Regions from separate parts of the Mus musculus genome. Here region 1 is linked to region 2. Evidence: chromatin loops called from intact Hi-C (ENCODE). Cell type or tissue: gastrocnemius. All regions are shown on one strand.

Region 1 (2,500 bases), 210 kb before region 2:
CTAAAAACACATTCTAGTTACTTGGCAGCTAATACTTCTCCCATCTCAGGCAGGAAGAAAAGCGTAAAGACCATGGGGCATGCCAACATACAGAAAAAACTGATTTAAAGTGCAAAATTGAGTCCTTATTTGGGTTATAAAACCAGGGCACTGGAAATAGTAAACACAAAACAAAATAAAACCTAAACTGAATTCTGCAGCAGCATGCCCTCCAGGCCAGCCTAAGTTAGAACTTCTGTCCAACATGAAAAGAGAAAGAAGAATGCTCTTGAGTGGCCAGACAGCTTGGTAACTCTCTTTCTGCCCTCCCCTCAGAGAAGAGACTTGCCCCAAATATGATTATCCAAGGGCAGGGCAGCTGTAATTCCTGAAGAGAACATGCCACAGATGGTTCAAGTTGGCATCCGTCCTCCATGGCTTGCAGGGATAGACCCAGTTCCTTCTCCCTAAGAGCTTGGTTAAACAGGTTAGTTGGGCAGTGGAAACCCAAGCTTGATTGACAGAGCTCATTGAGGTTCAGAGTAGCCTACAAGATGAGCAGAAGGACCACTGCCTGGCTGACCACAGAGACCTCGCTGGAAAGGGTAGTGGATATAGACACAAATGACTCTCCCACTCCTCCCTGGCCTCTGGAACCACCCTTTCCCCAGGGCCCGCCCACTCTCCATACTCACTCCCACTCCTTGCGCCGGGCCTGCGGGGTGCTCTGCATCTTGTGTGCCTCGTGGGCCTTGATGATGTCCCGCTGCTCGATGAGCCCCCCTCGCCTCCGCTTCATGACCTCTGGGCTCACAGGAAGGAAGGGGCTGGAGCCTGCATCCAGCGTGGTGCTGCCCTCCCAGCCCGGGCCCTCGCCTTCCTGCACCGGGAAGAAGTTGTCGAAGCCGGCCACCGCGGAGCGCGGGGAAGCAGGCAACATGCCCACCTCGTCGGAGGCATTGGCCTCGAGCAGGGCGCACTGCTGCGGCCGCCATGCCTCCTCATCAGGCAGAGCCAGGACGTGGCGGCGCCTGCCAGCAGCCCCGGGCTCAGGGCTCCCTCCTGTAGCCGGGCACAGGGTGGGCTCGGGCAGCCTTCGGCCTGGGCTCAGTCCACGCATCTCGGGCACCATCACAGAACATTGCTCTGCCAGGAAAAGGGTGGGCAGAGACAAAGGGTGGGGAGGAGAAGGAGGAAGAGGAGGAGGAGGGAATGAAGGATCATGGGCACGGGGAAATAGAGAAGAGAAAAAGATTAATGACACGGCCCCTCAAAGCTCAATAATGCTTCCTAGGCCTGGCCAAGAAACTGGCACATAGGCCGAGCTTGGTAAAAGATGCTAAAATCAGTAGTGTTGACTCTAAACTAGTCTGGGTACCAGATTCACAGAGTTGCAGAGTTTAAGCAAAGAAGATTCACTCCTACCATGAGATTCAAGTCCAGTGCAGATGACAGAGGTTCCATGATTACAGATACTCCTCCTCTAACGACGACTGGACTACCACCCAATAAACCCATTGTTAGGAGAAAATATTGCAAAGTAAAATAGCATTTAAAGTCTAAGTCACTGAACATCGCGGCCTAACAACACAGTACACTGTACAGTGAGACAGGTTTCCCACATGATTTTGGGGCTGGGAAGTGAGGCTCACTCACTGCCCAGAACCATAAGAGGAACATACCAAGAGCCCTGGAAAGATCAAAATTCTAGAAATGAAGTACATTTTCTACAAAATATGTGTGGCTTTCACACCACCATTCAAAAGAGGCCATCAGTATGTACACAGGAGACAAACATTCCAGTACCTTCTATAAGGAGGCACCGCCATCTCAGGTGGGCAGCAATGTGGCTAAATGAAAAGAATCCTCATCACCCCTATTCCAGGTTCCCAGCTCCTCTGCCCTCTTGGCCACCTGACTCCCTGGCCAGCACAAAGTAGGCATGTCTTTTGTCTAGGTTCCTGCCTTTCTTATGATACACACATCCACCTCAACACACAGAGAACATTATAGATCCAGATGCTCTAATGACTCCCTGAAGCTGGATTCTCCTATTCCAGACCAAGGAGAATATAGTCAAATTCACTTTAGAAAGAGTGCTTGCCATATGCCAACCACCAGGTACCAAGCATCTCATAATGAGCCAGACATGGTCCATGTCATACCCATTGGGACACAGAGGAACACTGACTCTTGTCACACGGCATGATGGGCTGGGACTGATGTAAGTCTGATGTCTGTAAGTTCTCAGAGGAGGGCCACATTATGTACCCGGTGTAACCAGGAGAGTTGTATAGAAGGGCAGGACCTTGAAGCTAAGCATGGACAGATCTCTCTGGGTAAGCACCAGGAGATGGGGGCCAGGAGATAAGGATAGGGAGATTCATAGGTAAAAGGAAGAACATATATGCACAGAGGAGGACTCAAGGAACCCAGAGGATGTGTGTGGTGGTTTGAATGTGCTTGGCCCACGGGAAGTGGCACCATAAGGAGCTATGGCTTTGTTGGAGTAGGTGTGGCC
Region 2 (2,500 bases):
TACCCACTCGACTTTAAGTTCCACTAAACCCGACACAGAAAGTACAGAGGGGTCCTGAAGATCCCAGCGAGCAGGAAGAGTAGTTCACTTCCCTCAGCACGGCCCCTGTGCCAAAGCCACTGACATCCACAGAACACCCTCAGTGCAGGAAGCTGCCCCCACTCAGAACACACTCTCCTTAAGGAATGAGGACAGCAGCCTGCCTGCTCCCTACAGCCCTCTATGGAGCAGTGATGCTGGAGCTATGGAATGTTCCCGTTCCCGGCAGCATCAGGGACCACGGGGAGGAGATAGGCTGTCACTGTGCACTGTTGCAGACAGCAAATCATACATACCTCTAGGCTCCAGACTCACCAGTGGTTTATCTTCCTAGTTCATTGCAAGATTTCAGGTGTCTGTGGGCTGGGAATGTAGCCCGGTGGTAAACCACTTTCCTATTATGCACGAGAAGCTAAACCTAACACTGCAAAAAAAAAAAGTAAAAATAAATATTTTTATAAGTGCCCATGTGCACTCTATGAGGTTAGACAAGGTAGACAAGAAATAAACTGGAGGCACTGGGGAGATGGTTCCGTCATTAAGAGCCCATGCTGTACACCCATGAGGACCTGGGTTTAGATCTCAGCACCCACATAGCCAGCCAGATAAGTCCCATGAGTACCTGTGACCCTCCTGTTGTTGGGACAAAGACAAGAGGATTTCTGGGGCTTGCCAGCTACCAACCTTGCTGAAAAACACAAGCTCCAGGTTCAAGGAGCAACCCTACCTCCAAGGAGGCTCCCACGCATACACAGGTGTGAATGCCAGCAAGCACATGCATACATGTGCATCTGCTGCATGTACACGCGCACCCCACACACACACATGCAAGGGGAAATGAAAGTAGCAGGTCAGAGGTGACAGCTGGATCTCAGGTGAGATCCACAGCCTCTGACAAGCTGCTGCTGCTTGCTTGCTGGTGTTGGGGACAATTCATCTCTTTGGCCTCGATTTTCTCACCTATAAAATGGGAATCCTAGTGACAGCTCCTGTCCCACTGGGATGTTATGAGAATTAAGTGAAATAGTCACTAAAGCCAAGTGAGTATGCCATGAAAAGTCATCTTTACTGCTTACTGCAGTTCAGAAAGGGGCCCACCAGACAGTATCTGAAACCTGAGGCAGTAGGGTAGCAAGCTCAAGGCCACAAGCTAGTTCCAGTCCAACATGAGCTACACAATGACAACCTGCCACAAGGAAGGGAGGGAGGGAGGGAGGGAGGGAGGGAGGGAGGGAGGGAGGGAGGGAGGGAGGGAGGGAGGGAGGGAGGAAGGAAGGAAGGAAGGAAGGAAGGAAGGAAGGAAGGAAGGAAGGAAGGAAGGAAGGAAGGAAGGAGAGAAGGAAGAAAGAGAGAAGGAGGAAGTAAAGATAGAGGCAGGAGGGACAAAGGGATGCAGAAAGGGAAGGAGAGAAACCTCAGACTCCCCCGGAGAAGTTTTCTCTAATTTAGACACACACAGAGACACACACACACTCACAGACTCACAGATACACACAGACATACAGAGACTCACAGTCATACACAGAGACAGACACACAGGGGCACAGAGACGCACACAGGCATATACAGGACACACACACAAGCATACACCTGCATACACACAGACTCACAGATATACACACAAAGACAGACACACAGACACAGAGATACACAGAGACACACGCAAACACAGACATATACTCACACAGAGATATACATACATACAGACACACACACACACTTTCCTCAATTTAAGGCAGCACACTCCACCCTTCTGTCACTAGGAGACTCCTCTCTACTTTGTCACAGAAACATTCCCGTCGAATTCCACCATCTCTCCTCTTTCCCATAAAAACAGTCGACTCGGGGGCTGGAGAGATGGCTCAGCAGTTAAGAACATTGACTGCTCTTCCGAAGGTCCTGAGTTCAAATCTCAGCAACCACATGGTGGTTCACAACCATCTGTACAAGATCTGATTCCCTCTTCTGGAGTATCCGAAGACAGCTACAGTGTACTTACATAGAGTAAATAAATAAATCTTTTTTTAAAAAACTGTCAATTCAAATCCTTGTGTGTGTTCTGTATTAATGAGAAGGACTTGGCTATTAGAATCAGCCCCTAAGCTCAATGGCTTGACACAATGAAGACTGAGTTCTCACTCATAGGCCCCTATGAGTTAAGGCTGGGGGTGTCACAGTCCACAAAGTCATTCAGGAACTCGAGGCTTATTACTATAATCTTTCAGGGCCTTGAAGTTCCCACCCAGGGCCCTCCAAATTCAAGTTGAAAAGAGAGGGTGGACATAGGAATAATTAGGGAGGGAGAGACAGAGATAGAGACAGGCAGGCAGATGGGACCACATAGCTGATCTGTCCTTTTAGCCCATCTTCTAAAAGCAGACCTCATCTCATGGCCCTATCTTATTGTGAGAAATTATAGCCTCTCTGGGTGGCCAAGAAGGAAATGAAACCCATTTGATGA

Evidence for each region. Hi-C counts contacts between places; a loop is a spot of excess contacts. Peaks named below come from ENCODE experiments on the same cell type or tissue, not always from the same donor. Only the 100,000 strongest peaks of a DNase experiment are listed, where the experiment ranks them.
Region 1: it touches region 2 in a loop (4-fold over the local background); 2 of 42 quality-filtered maps call a loop at or near these places.

What each region holds. Positions count from the first base shown.
Region 1 is chr1:154,798,574-154,801,073 of GRCm38, forward strand. It overlaps a transcript of Cacna1e not described here. Among named protein-coding and RNA genes, the nearest start is that of Gm51649, 13 kb to the left of the region's middle. In gastrocnemius, no CTCF peak of the experiment used is centred here; DNase peaks (open chromatin) are centred at 401 and 950.
Region 2 is chr1:155,010,965-155,013,464 of GRCm38, forward strand. Gm41977 (a long non-coding RNA gene) reads right to left here. Exons shown (of 3, transcript XR_878618.2): 3 at 1-463. Among named protein-coding and RNA genes, the nearest start is that of Gm41977, 8.9 kb to the right of the region's middle. In gastrocnemius, no CTCF peak of the experiment used is centred here; no DNase peak of the experiment used is centred here.